Linked DNA regions of Mus musculus: region 1 is linked to region 2. A link is a loop called in an ENCODE intact Hi-C map of the cell type or tissue named here. Cell type or tissue: left cerebral cortex. All regions are shown on one strand.

Region 1 (8,000 bases), 220 kb before region 2:
CCGCTCGCTCTGACAAAAGCTACAGGAGGGCCAGTTGTCTCTTTGGTTGTTGGCTGGGTCATAGGTTTTTGTTGTGTTTCATTTTGCTTTTTCCATTAATTTGGGTTGGCAGGACCCCCTCCGCCCCTCGTCAGTGTTAAAGCTCTGTCATGATTGTGACATGGCTGCTTTCAGCTTTTCCTGGGCCCACAAGGAAAGTATCACAGCGTGACCATTATTTCCTGTCAGAATAAATATATGTGCCTTTTCTTTTTAAGGGTTGTATCTTTTTTTTCCCCCCCTCAAAGATGTCTTCCAAAGGAATATGGGGACTGAGCCTGAGGCAGCTGTGTGGCTGCTTCCTCAAACCCTCGGTGGAGAAGGACTGAGCTTCACAGAACACACGACAGTGATCTCTAAGCCAGGGAAGGCCCCTAGGCACTGGAGACCCCAAAGAGAGCTTCCTGCTTCCTCTGCTGGGGGCTGGGGGGGATCTCTTCAGGTCAGGCGTCTGCCAGCCTGGCTGCTCTTGGGGACCTGCTGAGCCGCCTCAGACGCCAAGGCACATTTTGGGCAAGGAGCTACAAGGTTACAAGGCTGGTGGGGAATTGATTTTTTTTTTTCATTGTCTAGCCACACAGTTGGAAACCCAAAGAAAATAAAGTGAAATTTTGTCCTCACACAGCCTGTGGCCTCCGGGATTTGTTTGGCTAAGATAGGACTGTGTTCTAGGCCTCCCTTTAGTTTAAGGGGCTTGGGAGAACATTTCTGTCTTCTGATAATACATGCTTGGGACCAGGGTTTACCTGGTGGGACTCTATTCTGAACTTACGGGTCTGGCTAGGCCCAGGTGCAGATAACGGCCGTTGTCTATTGAGATGAAGCATCAACGGGGGAGAGATGCGCTTAGGTCTGGTCTCCTGTCTTGGTTTCCTGTAGCCGACTTTTTTTTTTTTTTTTTTTTTTTTTTTTTTTAAGATTTATTTCATTTATATGAGTGCACTGTAGCTGTCTTTAGACACACCAGAAGAGGGCATCGGATGGTTGTGAGCCACCATGTGGTTGCTGGGAATTGGAACTCAGGACTTCTGGAAGAGCAGTCAGTGCTTTTAACCGCTGAGCCCTGTAGCCAACATTTTTATGGTCCCGAGTTCTGCCTTTTGCTTATCCCACGTCTATTCCATCACCAAGTCTGGTTGCCTAGGAGGTGCTGGGGGCATGGAATCCAGGGTCCTGTGTATACTGGTCACATGGTCCATCACTAAGTGACATTCCCAGGCCCCTTTAACTTTAGGTTGACCTTGGACTGCTGTCCCACCTCACAGCTCCCTCCTTGCCTCCTCCATTTGGCTCAGCCTCCAGCTGGATTTAGATGATATTGGACCCTGTCACTTTCCTGCTTTAAATGTGTCTGCGGCTGCCTTTTAATCACAGAGTCTCTTTCTTAAGGGCTGTGTGTGGCCGGGCATGGGAGAAAAAGGCAGGTGGATCTCTGAGTTCAAGATCAGCATGGTTTACAGAGTTCCCGGACAGCCAAGGCTGTTCAGAGAAACCCCTGTCTTGCAAAACGAAACAAAAGCAAAAGGGCCCTGTGAAGTGGCCCCACCTCACTCTCCCTCTGCTGTGCTTGCCCACCATGCTTCAGCCACATTGGCTGCCTCCGACCCTGAACGTCCCTTCTGCTCAGGAATTACACACACTTGCTACTTTGGTCTAAGACACCGTTCTTTCTCCCTCTTTGTTTAGTACTCTCATTTTCTTATCTTTCCCCTTTCCTTTTAAAATTAATTTTATACAGGGTCTCACTACACAGCTCTGGCTGGCCTGGAACTGTGTAGACCAGGTTGACATCTTTTGCTTACAGCACCCTTAGATGATAGATCTGCCTACTTCTGCCTTGGGGGTGCTGGATTAAAGTTATGCATCATTGTCTGGGCTCCGCCCCGCAGTTATCTGGCAACAGCCAGGCATGCCTGATTCACTATAAAAGGGGCTGCTTGGCCCCTCCTCTCTTGCTCCTGCTCTGTCCTCTAGCCCCTTACCAGCTCTCTAAGTTCCTCTCCCCCCTCCCCATTCACGTGCTCATGGCCAGCCTCTACTCCTCTCTCTCTGCCTTTCTCTGTCTCTACTACCCTCTCAACTCCCCTCCTCATGCCCTGAATAAACTCTATACTATCCCACCTTGTGGCTTGTCCCTTAGAGGGGAGGTTGCCTCAGCACTGGCCCACAGAGGCACCTCCTTCCCCAACACCTGACTGCACGTTCACCAAATGTACTCCTTTTCTTATGGTTTTATAAAACACAAAAGTCATGAAGCCTGACTTTCTCTGTGTCAGAGAAACCATCTTTGAGATGGGGTTTCTCTGTGTAGCTCTGGTAGTCCCGGAACTTGCTCTGTAGACCAGGCTGGTCTCAAACTCAGATCCAACTGTCTCTGCCACCAGAGTGCTGGGATCTAAGGTGTACGCCACCACTGCCTGGCTTCTCTCTCCTTTTGAACACAGGTTTTAGTGTGTAGCCCATGAACATAGGATGGTCATGCTTCAGCCTCCTGGGGGCTGGGATAACAGGTGTTCATTCCCATAGCCGATTCCAATGCTTTTCCCTGTTGTCTATGCAGCAAACATCGGACCTCTGAGTCCCTATTACGTTACCCTTTTGAATTCTCTAGTAGGTTCTTGTTTCTATTTGTTGCTTTCTTGTTTGGTTGCATGCAGACTGTTTGAAAAACAGGGTTTTTTTCTTTTTTTTCTTTTGCTTACAGCACCCTTAGATGATAGATTAATTTTAGGCACACAGTAGGTGCTGATATGGAAAAGAGAATGGGACGATGCTTTAATTCTGTCTTAGTGTTAAACCTGTGAGCTCCAGTTCTGCAAACCTAATCAACAGTGGTCTTAAATATTCCTCAAAGGCCAATATCCCCCTCTGTCTTCATAGCTACCCTGTAATCTGTGCCAACAGCAGCTTATCTTCGATAAGAATTATTCAAGTCGACTCTGCCTCTACTCAATCTATTGCTGCTTCTTGACAGGGTCCTGAGTCCTCTTCCCTGAATCGGATTCCCTGCTGGCTTTCCCATTGCCCTCAGCACAAATTCCAAAGTAGTGAGGCTCACCCAGTCTAGCTCCTACCTACCGCTGAGCTTCTCTCTGATTCTCATGTTGTACCCATCACACAGACCTTTCTTTCTCCTGTATGCTTCCCTCCCTTTCCATAGGGCTCACATGCTTATGCTCTGGTCTGGGGTCTCCGCTGCACCTGTAAGAATTTGGGTGAAGGAATCGGACTAGGGGATTTCAACCTAACTTGCAGTGGCAACTTCTGGCCAGCAGGTGGCAGTCCAGTACAATGAGAGACACTACCATTGGGTGGGAGCTAGGTTCCGATTCCTTTCCATTTGGGCCATGAGGGAGTCCCAGGGTCTCTCCTGAGAACTCTGACAGAAAGTACAGTTCCTTATACTCAGCACCAGAACATGCCTTCCTAGGCTGGGAAGCAGAGTCTCTTAGTGGGACCTAGCAACCATCCTGGGGGTTTGGATGAGCTCAATGGATAAACATTTGCCCACTATGGGTGATGCCCTGGGTTCAGTTTCTGGTACTGCAAAAACAAAATACATCTACAGACTACTGCCTAGGGGGAGGACGTGTCAGGAATGTGGATTCCAGGGTCTCATCCAGATAGCAATTCCCACCTTAGATATTCGTGTGCCTCCTTTTTCCCATGTGAAGGCAAGATCACGGTTGTGCCCATGGTGGTGTGGTGGGCACCCGTCTTCCCATAGTAAGGCTTAGGCGAGTGAGTGTGATGGTGGACCCTCGGTCTGATTTCTGCTTGAATGGAGGGTGGGCTAATACCTAAAGAGAGGCTTGTTCAGGGTTACTCTCCAGTAAAACATGTTCTATGCTCTGGTCCTGAGCTGGGAAGATGATGACATCCGAGATCACCATGAAGCCCTAAACCTGCAGCAGAAATTTTAGCTTCTGTTGGGGAAGATGTGTTCGTATCATTGAAAAATGATTGTGTGTGTGCATGTGTGTGCGTGGGTGTGGGTGTCCAGTGTTGTTGTTATTTAGAAGAGTTGTTTCCTTTATAATCTGCCTACAAAGGCCAAGGAACCTAAGTTGTGTTCATACTCGTCAATGATGCTTCATGCTGAGGTCTCACTATGTAGCTCTGCCTATCCTGGAACTTGCTCTGTATACCAGGCTGGCCTCGAACTCACAGAGATCCGCCTGCCTCTGCCTCCCTGAGTGCTGGGGTTAAAGGTGTAAAGGTGGGGGCCACCATGCCCAGTTTCATGCTGGTTTTGAAGTTGACACTTGTTGAAATTGTGTGTGTGTGTTTTTTTGTTTGTTTGTTTGTTTTCCCAAGACAGGGTTTCTCTGTATAGCCCTGGCTTTCCTGGAACTCACTCTGTAGACCAGGCTGGCCTCAAACTCAGAAATCCACCTGCCTCTGCCTCCCGAGTGCTGGGATTAAAGGTGTGCACCATCACCACCCGGCTTGTGTGTGTGTTTTAAAGAATTATTTATTTCATGTCTATGAGTACACTAGCGCTGTCTTCAGACACACCAGAAGAGGGCATATGGATCTCATTACAGGTGGTTGTGAGCCCCCATGTGGTTGCTGGGAATTGAACTCAGGACCTCTGGAAGAGTGGCCAGTGCTCTTAACCACTGAGCCATCTCTCCAGCCCTATTTGTGTTCTTTTGATGCCACTTTCTACCGTGGATACCTCTGGGAAGAAAGTCCAGCGCAGCAAGGTGTACCAAGAGGAAAACAATGTGGGAATTTAGTTTTATCCCCTTGGTGACATTCTGTGTGGCTCTAAGGGAAGGTTTTATTTTATTTAAATTTATTATTTTATGTGTTTGGGCATTTTTGTCTGCATGCGTGTTTGTGTACCACATGTGTGCCTGGTCCCTGCAGAGGCCAGAAGAGGGTGTGTATCCTCTTAGGCTAGAGTTCTAGACAGTTGTGAACCGTCATGAAATGTTGAGAAATGAAGCCTCATCCTTTGGCAAAGTAGCCCGTGCTCTTTTTCTTTGTTTCAAGACAGGGTTTCTCTGTGTAGTCCTTGCTCTCCTGGAACTTGCTCTTTACACCACCTGACCTTGAGCTCAGAGATCTGCCTGCCTCTGATTCCCAAGAGCTGGGATTAAATGTGCGCACCACCATTGCCTGGCTTAGCAGTGCTTTTAACTGTTGAGCCACTTCTCCAGTCACCCAGAGAGAATATTTTATTTTATTTTATTTTAATTTTTTGGTTTTTCGAGACAGGGTTTCTCTGTATAGCCCTGGCTGTCCTGGAACTCACTCTGTAGACCAGGCTGGCCTCGAACTCAGAAATCTGCCTGCCTCTGCCTCCCAAGTGCTGGGATTAAAGGCGTGCACCACCCCTGCCCGGCAGGACTATTTTAAATATAAAAGTTTTACTCTAGGAGGCTGGATGTGGTAGTGATGTACATCATGAACCCCAGCACTCCGGAGGCAGCGGCAGGGGGATCTGGGTTTGAGGCCAACCTTCAAGTTGTAGGCCAGTCAGAGCTATGTACTGAGGCCCTGTCTGAATTAACTCTCACCCTCGGTCATATGAAATGGCTCAGTAAGGGGACTTGCTGTTAAACTGGAGGGCCTGAGTCTGATCCCTGAGACCCAGCAGATGGATAGAACTGACTCCTGCAAGTTGTCTTCTGGTCTCTACATGCACACTGTGGCACACACCTACAAACACACTAACTAGTAAACAAACGATAGACAAGTGTAATCTTTAAAAAAATTAAAAACCAGGCTAAAGAAACATTAGTTTTCCCTTTTATTTCCGCAGTTCCCACTGAGGGAATCTCTCACTTTTTTTTTTTATGGAAATCATTTCGGCTATAGTGACACCTGATTTGATGCTGAATGTTCCTTGAGAATGAGCCGGGTGTGGTGGGATGTGACTGTAATCTCAGTCTATGGGAAGCTGAGGAGGAGGCCAGCCTGGGCTACAAAGACGAGGATACCCCATCTCAAAAAACAAGCAACAAACAAACAAAACCAAGAAAGCCTTTCTCGGGAGTTCGTTTCTATGGAGTACTCAAGTGCCCCTGGATTAATGGTGGTTCTCGGGCTCCCGGGTGAGTGAGGGGTCAGACTCAGGTCCTCCAGTCTAACAGCAAGTCCCCTTACTGAGCCACCGTCCTCCACCTTACTTCCCAAATAGCCCTCAGTAGTGTTTTAACCTCACCTGCAGCCACTCAGGGTTCACTCTCCCAGGCCCCACTAACTCTTCTCTGGGTAACCTGCTTTCTATAGCATCCAGCTGTAAGCTGGCGCAGTTAACCCAGCATATTCCACTTCTCCACGACATCAGATCTGTGGGAACATCTCGGGCTTTGCAAGACTGCAGGCTGCTGGTCTGTCACAGAGAATCCTTCCCTTAGTCCATCCCTGCCCTCTCCACTGAGCAAAGCCCTCGTACCAGGTCACGCCTGTGGCCCCCGGCCATCCTGCCAGGTTCTATCATCTGTGACTGAGGTGCAGGCCAGTCTCACTTCGGAAGGAGCTGGGAAATCTACATTCTCGCCCGGGGAAGTCTGATAGCCAGATGCTAAGGAGAGTCACTGGGCTTCGACTTCTCCAAGGCTTCTGTTGGCAGCGAGGCTGCTGTGGTTGGCGGTCCACACAGAGTGGGGTGCACCAGGAAGCTCATGCTGGCTTTGCATGGCATCTGGGCTCATCCTGACCATCCAATCTGAAATTGCTTAGGAGGCAGTGGGGGAGGGGGGCACTGGAGTGTGTTGTTCAGTGGTAGAGGACTAAGCTCAGACTCCTCAAAAGATTGACTTCAGTTTGCTGAGTCCTTAGCAGGCTGCTAATCTGAGGGACAGCTCTGGCATAGAAGTCTTTAGGAGGGATCAGGAAGCCAAGAAGCAAGGCTTAGCGCATGCAGAGAGCCTGCTACAGTCGTGGGCTGTCTGCCCTACTTCTCACTGGAACCTTCTCCCCAGCTACCCACATCAGGGTTACCTACAGGATGTTTCTAGCAGGTTCCTAAGTGTTCCAATTGCTATTTACCTCATGGAAGAAGAGTGGGGCTTTTAGGGAAATGAAGAGCAGCAGAAAGTAGGTTTAATGGTGTAAAAAATTTTTCCACGGAAGATGACTTTGAAAATAGCATGAAATCCGCTTAACTCGCCAGTGCCTCTGTGCTGAGCAGAGAGTGCTGGGGGCTCAGAAGGCAGCTAGGAAACCCAGCAGGAGATGCTGACTCAGAAAATCATCGCTTTCTGTCTAGGGGTGCCCACTGGAGTCGCAGAGGGTGGCAAGGCCACACACCGAGGTCTTCCACAGTGCCTCAACTGCAATTCCAGACATTGGTCCTTGGTATTGGGGCGGGGGCTGGGAGGAAGAAAAGTCAAACTGTGGGGGTCATGAGCGAGACCCTGGAAAGAAAGCAATGGTCTCCAAGCCCCAGAGCCAACCTGGCTGGGAGTTGGGCCCCCATCTTCTGTGGCTTGCGAATGTTGGTAATGTCTAGGTTTCCTGATTTGGGCAGAAGTCAGAATTGGGGGCATGGCAAGTGCAGTGGGTTTGCACTGATCTGCAGAGCTCAGCTCCCTGAGGACAGGAAGGAGGCTGCTATTTGTGGGTTATTAACCATTTCGTTCATTACAGCTAGGGTCACCGTCTTAGCTAGGGTTGTATTGCTGGGAAGAGACACCGTGACCACAGCAATGATTATAAAGGAAAACATTTGACTGGGGCTGGCGTATAGTCCCTTGTCATCATGGTGGGAAGCATGGCGGTATGCAAGCAGACATGGTGCTGGAGAGGCAGCTGAGAGCTCTACACCTAGATCCATAAAGGAGCAGGAAGAGACAGTGAGGCAGTAAGTAGCCTGGCTTGAGGCTCTGAGACTTCAAAGCCCACCCCATTAGGCATTTCTTCTAACAAGGCCACGCCTCCTGATAGTGTTAGGGCACCAGGCAGGTAGCTCAGTTCACCGGTGGGGTGCTAGCTTAGCATTCACG
Region 2 (8,000 bases):
GGGTTTCTCTGTGTAGCTCTCGGTATCATAGAACTGGCTCTGTAGACCAGACTACTCTAAAACTCAGAGATCTGCCTGCCTCTGCCTTCAGAATGCTGAGATTAAAGGCGTGCATCACCACCACCTGGCAGTTTGTCTATTTTATCTACTGCTATATTCCCAGGGTTTTCATAATAGTGCATATTAAAGGGGTTCCACAAAACAGAACAGAACAACACACACACACACACACACACACACACACACACACACAAAACCAAAAAAAAAACTCAAACCAAAACCAAAAACAAAAAAAAACCTCAATTAGCAACTGTAGTTCTACATTCTACCAGCAGATGGCACTTGATCCCTAGATCTGACCTGCACACGACGGCCAGAATCGACCTGGATTGAGGAAGTTAAGGAATAATTTTGTCTTGGGACCCCTTCCCAAGAGATGAATGGGATGACAGAAGAACTCAACATCTATCTACCAAAGCTTCAGGAGACAAAACTGAGGCTCCAACTCCAGCACAGGTATACATCTGTGTATCTAGCAGGTGCCCATAACTTCACACCTGGTCATTGCTGTCAGCTTTGTCCTAGTGACAGTCTGCTTTGCTTCACTTTCTGACTTCTAACAGCACCTTGCAATGCGCATGCATGCGCGCGCACACACACACACACACACACACACACACACACACACACACACACAAGCACACACAAGCCTGCAGCATAACCATCCCCTCCCTATGACAGCCAGACTTCATCTCAGCCTCAGCCCCCGGCTCCCCTATACCAGGGGCAAAAGCTTATGGTGAAAAGCCCTAGTTCTGAGTTAAGCCTGCATGGCAGCCTCATCTCCAGATGTGCCACTCTGGCCCTCTCCTTCCTCGTCTATGCTCTAGGGCCCCAGGTCAGTGTCTCTTCCCTGACCATCTTCACTATATTGTACTGCTCCATTGCCCTTGACAGAATTGTCCTGTGCTTTTAGAAACACATTCACCAGCACATACTGCTCGTGCCTCCAACTTGATTTTAAGACATTGGCTTGCCCTCCAGCAGGTTTTGTATTCTGTGGGTCCCCGAGCCCTCTCCCATGCTCAGCACATGTAATCATGCAGTTGCCTGCACAAGTCAGAATAGAGGGGAAAGCTGAAACGGGGCAGGTGTCCTGCTAACTCTCCTTGAATGGTCTTACGCTGGAGCCACTTGGCAGCACTCAGCTCTATGCCCTGCAGACTTTAGGCTAGGCCTCCAAAGGTTAGTAGGGAATTCATTTAGACGCAGAGAGGGCCAGCTACGTGCAGGCACTGATCTGCTGGGAACATGAAAGCTAACAAAACCCTGCTTAAGCAGAACTTGTATAAGTTTGAACACATACATAGAAATAGAAATACGTGAGGGGGGAATAAATGCTATAAGAAAGCATAAAGCTGGATGAGGGCACAGAAGGGATGAGACACGGTGAACTTTGCTAAGATACAGAAGACCGTTGCAGGCAAGAGAAGAGTATGTGTGCAGAGCAGGAGGCAGAAGATCCTCTGTAGTGGGACTAGGCGTACAAGCAACGGGAATGCTACCTGGAACTACAACGGACAGATAAACCAGGCTCAGGCCAAGGGCTGCCAAAGCCCCTCCTAGACTAATCAATTGCACCTTGCCCAGTCTGGCATTGCCAGGCTCCTGTGCCTTCACTCCAGAGACACCTGGGTACTCAGGAGAGGTCCCCAACTCATTAAATCCTGGGCAAGGCGTTGTTGGGGCGGGGAGGGGACCTCCTGTGATAACAGAGTCCAGAACCCGCAGCGAGTGGTGCAAAATAATAAGTTGAAGAGTTGGAGCGAGGCGTGGCTTTTCAAAATGTGCAAACAACGCTGACATCTAGACTTCCTGGAACACAGACCCAGTCCCTCGCACAGGTCAGGGCAGCCTTCTCTTTCACAGAGCTCCTAAACCCTTGCCTAAGTCCTCTGCGTGTCCCAGCAGACCTGAGCCCGGACTATACACTTGTCTTGGCGCGCCTGCTTCGCTGTCAGCCCGTTCCTGGAGATGCGTCTGTCTTCGCGCCCTGATGTCCCCACTCCCCCCCCCCCCCCCCCGCCCAGATCCTCCACCTACTGGCGCCCGGAGCCAGTTTATCCTTCTCTGGGCCTCAAGAACCCAGAGCGCCCACCCAGCCACTGCAGCTCGTTAGCCCAGCACAGAATGAGTGAGAAACGCACACGAGCTTAACGTCGGGGTTCTGGGAGAACTGGTGTCCAAGGGAACAGATAGTAGATTTATTTTCCCCAAAATAACTTTTTGAAAGCTGGTCCGAGCCCCGGTTTCGGAACCTCGGAGCGGTTTCTCTAGTAGTTACTGAGGACAAAGGGACAGGACCCGCACTCCACTGAAGGCGTAACTGTCCGGGATACCCGCATCCCTTTGCTCCACCCCGCCCCCAGCCCTATCCCCTCTTCAGTGCTCACCCGGTGAGCCGCCCTCGCCGTGCAGCCGCGGGTCGCTGAGGGGTTTCCAGGCGCGCGACAGAAGGTGCAGCCCTGGCTGCTATCTGCTGCTGGCCCCGGGGATGGCTTCTCCGAGTCTGGACAGGTGGCTGGACTCGACGCAGCTGCTGGGTTCGGGGTGGCCTCCTGGCCTCGGCCTCTGCGAGCCTCCCAGGGTTCCCCTGGGCCGGCTGGTTCCACTCAGAGGGCGACAAGCCGGGGACCGGCGCGTCAGGCTCTCGGAACAGACTGTACACCTTGGCTGCAGCCGCTGCGGGGTGGCTGCCCACGGGGTGCCACAACCGATTCGCATCCCTGCTAGCTGGTTCGTATCTCCCTATGGAATCCCGTTGGGCATGACTTGTCCCCATCAAGACAGCCAGGACAAGTGGCAGGAAGCCCCTCCAACGCACCCGTCGGATGCATCCGGAGCAGCGAGCGGTGGTCGGCGCTCTCATGGCGCCAGAGTGGCTGCAGAGCTGTGGGCACCGGAGACCTCGCGGGGAGGTGCTTTCCATCGTTCGCTCCACAGACCCGCCTGGCGACTTGCCCCTTCCCGTCTAGGGGACCTCTGAAACAGCCGTTTGGGGGTCCAGGGGTTCCTAGGTAAGGGCTGTATGGCGTGAGCTGCCCGGGCTGCGCACCGAGCCCGAGCCTGCCGCACCTTCGCTCCCGCACTGCCGCCGTCTGAAGGGGAACCGAAGGGTTTTATTTTTGGAAACCGCCCCCTGCTTTTTCGCCTCTTTTATCCACGCCATGCCCCCCTCCTTGGAGGGACAGCTCGGCCCCCTTATTACGGGAGACAAGAATTCCAGCAACACCCTCTTTGGCACCGAGAAGCGAGCGGGCGGCGAGGGGATTAACCCGTGAGGAGCTGCGGGCGACAGGGCAGACCCGGGGACTGGAAAGACAGATGGCGTCTGCCTGGACCAGCGCACCTGAGCTGCCTTTTTCCTGTCCTGGGCAAACTCAAGTTGTCCACCTGTCCTGGATGTATTTTCTGTTCCTGACCTCACGGACCCAGATGAACTGCTTCTCGGGCCTGAAGGAAGCTGGGGAAGGTACCCAGACCGGAGTAATGGGGACCGAGCCCGAGGCATGCGCGCCTGGTCTCGTTGCTTCCACCTCTGACCGCTGGGGGCGCTAGGCGAGAATGCAGGTGTCCCTGGGGCAGCTCCCAAGAGCCGGTTGCCTATGGGGAAGGGCAACTTGGGGCGCGCGCCCCCTGGTGGAGCTGGTCACACCCTTGGCCACCGTGTTTTGTAGCGACACACTCTGCCAACCTGCTTAGAGCCTAGATCTTAATCTGCTTCCTGTGGCGCCAAGCCTTGACCTGGGCCTATGGTGATGGTGGATGCCCGCTGGAAGAGTTGTTCTCTTTTTACAAAGGTAGGCATGGAGCCTCTTGAATAAGGTGACTAAAGGAGAGTATTGCTAAAGATGGAAATAAAACCCAGGCTAGTGGCCTCTGGCCCACAGTCCACTCTTTGAACTCCTACCACCGCCCCTCATTCCTTGGAGAATTTCCCCAAGGGGCTGCATGAGCCTTTGAGCCCTGCTGGGCCGGGTTCTCACACCTTCTTGTATTGAAGGGGACAGGGATGTCCGTTGCCTCCCACCTAAATTAACCTTCTTCCCTGTGTCCCATGCCCCAAAGCCTAAAAGGCTAGGCATATATGGTTTTCCTGAAAGTGTTTTCACAGCCTACTGGCTCCTAAGCAGACAGGATAAAAGAGCCTGTAAAGGCACCAATTACAACTTCCCATACCAGCCCCTCCCTTCCCAGAATCCTAAGTAATACCTAACTGGATTAGAAAGTCTCAATATTTGACACTGGCCTACGGAGTCCTCCCTGCCCGGCTGGTTTTCTGACCGATCTGAACTTACTCCTGCTCGGTATTCATTACACAGTACCCTCACAGTCTCTGCTTGGCAAATGTTTGATGCATTGTGACGGCTCATCTCTCTACCTAGAGTATTCATCTCCAAGAGGTCTTCAGGACTACCTCTTCATTTCACCTCACAGAGCAAACATCGGCCCCTACAGTGGCCATGTGTGTTCTTCCGCTTCCCATTCCTGTGAGGAAATACCCAAGCTTGCCCACTTACAAGGGGAAATCATTTCCTGGGGCTTTGTTGTTGTCTTGGGTTGGTTTGGTTTTTGTTGTTATTCTTTGGTTTTGGTTTTTCTCAAGACAGAGTTTCTCTGTTTAGCTCTGGCTGTCTCCTTTGTAAGACAGGATGGCCTTCAGCTCAGAGATTTGTCTGTCCCCTGAGTACTGGGATTAAAGGCATACGGTGCCACCTCCCAGTTCTTCCCTCCTCTTTTAAAACATATTTTAAAAAATTATTTTCAGCTATGTGTAGGTGTGTGTATATGTCTACATATGGGTGTGTGCACACGAGTGCAGGGTCCTTTGGAAGCCAGTTACACAGGATCTCCTGGAGCCGGACTTACAGGTGATTGTGAGCCACCCAAGGTGGCTGGGAACTAGGGACCTCTAGGGACAGCAAGTGCTCTTCACCACCAGCTCTCTTTAGCTCCATTCTTCTTTACTTAATACATGTCAGACAGGGTCCTTGGCTTGCCAATTTCTACCAGATACAAGAACTAAGTAACTAAGTAGCCTTTGTAACTAAGATCAACTTTAGAAGCTAAAGAGTTGAAAGCTATTCAATTCCATCACGATCATATCTAATTTAATCCTCTTCCTCTCCCCACTGTATCCTCATGAAAAAGCTGCAGGCCCTATAGTGGGGAAAGTGGGGTGGGTGGGGTCGGATCTGTTCTTCAGACTCCCCTTTCACGCTCTGGCTCTCCAGGGTCATGTTTCCACAGGAAGTGTCAGAAAAGGAGTAACAAAGTCTTATTTAGCTGATGCCCAAGCATTGGTCAGCTCATTCATAGGCATGTGTGGGTTCTTTGGGTGTGTGTGTGTGTGTGTGTGTGTGTTCCACCCCAAACTGTCATAGCAAAGTCATCTTTGACCAACCTCTTGGCAATCCTGCATTCCTTGCCCCAAGAGACATTCCAGTCCCTGCCAGGCCAGGCAATGGTAAGGTGGCTACTTAACTTCCCTACCATGTAGACTATTCTAGCAAAGTTCCACAGTTACAATTCTCCATCAGGAAGTGCATGTGAGTTTCTTCATATGTGTTCTTGCTCAGTTTCTAAAGATGCACATTAGTAGCTGCCAAGAACTCTCTTACTGTGTCTTGGCATCTGTGGTGGTGGGGAGATCTGTAATAGCCATCGATTGCCCGAGCACCAGAAAAAAAGACAGCAGTCATAGCATCTCCTCTTCTGCCAGATGGTGGCCTGCATTAGGAGTGTCCTCAGGCTCAGGGAAACCTGAACCCCGGCTTCTAAGTTGACCAGAGAGTTCTTGCCCCAGTGGCTAACTCCATCTTTTTCACCTATGGGCAGGAACCAAGGTAGTTGGTAAAAGACCTGTTCTACTTAACTGTGTCCTATACTTCTCTTCAGAAGGCCCTGTTGTTCTAGGCTCTGTCACTTGAGTGGACAGTGTATGTTTGTGTGTGTGTGCGCGCGTGCATGTTCATGTGGGGTTGCATACATGTGTGGTAGCCTGAGGTCACCCTTGAGTGTCATTCCTCAGTGGTCATCCATCAAGATCTCTCACTGGCCTGGGACTTACTGATTCCACTAGACTAGCTGTTTAAGAAGCCCGGGAGATTTATCTGCCTCTGCCTTCCCAGTGCTGGAATTAACAGACACATGCTTTCATGCCTGGTTTTTCATTTCTTTTTTCCTTCTTCTTCTTCTTTCTCTCTTTCTTTTGTTTTTCGGTTTATTTTATTTTATTTTATTTTAACCTGTGTTCTGGGGACCAAACTTAGGTCCTCGTGTTTGCAGGCAGGCACCCCATCAACTGAACCATCTCCCCAGCCCAGCTTCAGCAGACACACTAAAACCACAGAAAGAGTCCTGTTCCACAATCTATAAAATTACTCATCAGTCTGACTTCCCTAGCTACTGTATCTCTAACTGAGCTGAACATACAACAGGGCTAGAATCTGGTGGGTGGTCAAGAGACACCTGGATGGCAGCTCTGGGATGAATGACAGAGTGCCCCATCAACCAGGCGCAACTGGTATCGCTAAGCCCATTTGAAGAGAGGAAAATGTGAGCTCTGGGTGGCCACTCCTGGTCCAAACTCTCATACTTGCTGTCCTTGGGGATGAACGCCACCTCCGTCCCCAGAACACTTCATTTCCTCCCTTTACAGTGAAGCAATCGCCAGCCAGCCCGTGCTGACTCTTCCTGGTTGCAATGGGTGCCCATCTCTGCAGTCCAGACCTTCCTCCTGTTCTACCTGCCCTGGTGCCTTCATGGGCCCTCCTCTCCATCCCCAATGCTCACCTCATATCCCCAAGAGCTTCTCAAGGCCAGAAACCTTGGCGTCATCTTGTCCCTGAGCTATTTTTTCCTCCTGTGTGTCCAAGTCATTATTACTGCTCTGTCTCCCCGGCCTGCATTTCTGGAAGTCTGCCGCCCATTCAGCCTCTCACTGCCTCAGCCAAAAGCCGCAGCAGACGCGCTTCCCTCACCGCCGGGCACCCCTCCCACTCCTCAGTGAGTACGAGTGGTCCTTGGAAATCCCCACCTTGTTCTCCTGGGCCCACAGCCCCGATAATCTCCAAAGCTTGGCATCTGCTACTTTTCTGAGCACCGTCCTCCCATCCCATCCCATGCCTCCTCCCCCTGCCCCCAAAACACACACACACACACACACACACACACACACACACACACACACACACACAACTGTTTGGATCTCATGGCATGGCATTTCAAAGTCCCCTCTCCCATTAACACTTGAGTCCTGATAGATATTTTTTACTTCATTTTGCTGTTTGAAGCTGCCAAAATTTACGGCACCTAGTACGGCCCAGGCACTATGTTAACTGTGCTCTGCAAATGACTCATGTACCAGACCTATAGGGCAGTGGTTCTCAGCCTATGGGTCAGGATCCCCACCCCCGCCCCCAAACCATTGGAAAGTACAGATATATACATTTTGATTTGTAACAGTAGCAAAATTACACTCATGAGGTAGCAATGAAAATCATTTTATAGTGTATGTGGGGGGTGGGGGGGGTCACCACAACTGTATTATGGGGGTGGGGGAGTCACCACAACATAAAGAGCTGTATTAAGGGGTCACAGCATTAGGAAAGTTGAGAACCACTGCAATAGGGAATCATGACTTCCACAAACACCAAGAAGAACACTGAGTCTGGGAACAGCTACTGGCTTGCCCAGGACCACACAACAAACAGTAAATAACAGATACAAGATTCAAACCTGGCTCACCTAAGCCCAAGCTTTAAGTCACAAACGCACACTACCCTGCCTCAACCCAGGGCTCCCATCACAACTACCTCCACGGTTATGACCACTAACGGATCGCTGGTGCCTCCCTCGTGCCTGCCAGCTCACAACTTAATACCTGAAGAACTGGGGTGATCAGAACACTCTGGTTCCCTGAACCCTGTCTGCCCAGT

The links. A loop is a pair of places that touch in the nucleus more often than their neighbours do. Peaks named below come from ENCODE experiments on the same cell type or tissue, not always from the same donor. Only the 100,000 strongest peaks of a DNase experiment are listed, where the experiment ranks them.
Region 1: it touches region 2 in a loop (2.0-fold over the local background); 3 of 42 quality-filtered maps call a loop at or near these places.

The regions. Positions count from the first base shown.
Region 1 is chr12:84,650,793-84,658,792 of GRCm38, forward strand. Vrtn (vertebrae development associated) reads left to right here. Exons shown (of 2, transcript NM_001033776.2): 2 at 1-663. Among named protein-coding and RNA genes, the nearest start is that of Vrtn, 12 kb to the left of the region's middle. In left cerebral cortex, a CTCF peak has its summit at 3,312 (motif pointing right); DNase peaks (open chromatin) are centred at 3,314 and 6,952.
Region 2 is chr12:84,873,303-84,881,302 of GRCm38, forward strand. It overlaps Ltbp2 (latent transforming growth factor beta binding protein 2), which reads right to left and starts at 3,189. Exons shown (of 36, transcript NM_001370743.1): 1 at 2,454-3,189. The coding sequence starts at 2,929. It overlaps D030025P21Rik (RIKEN cDNA D030025P21 gene), which reads left to right and starts at 2,500. Exons shown (of 1, transcript NR_028577.1): 1 at 2,500-6,453. In left cerebral cortex, CTCF peaks have their summits at 332 (motif pointing right), 3,618 and 3,817; DNase peaks (open chromatin) are centred at 420, 3,633 and 6,970.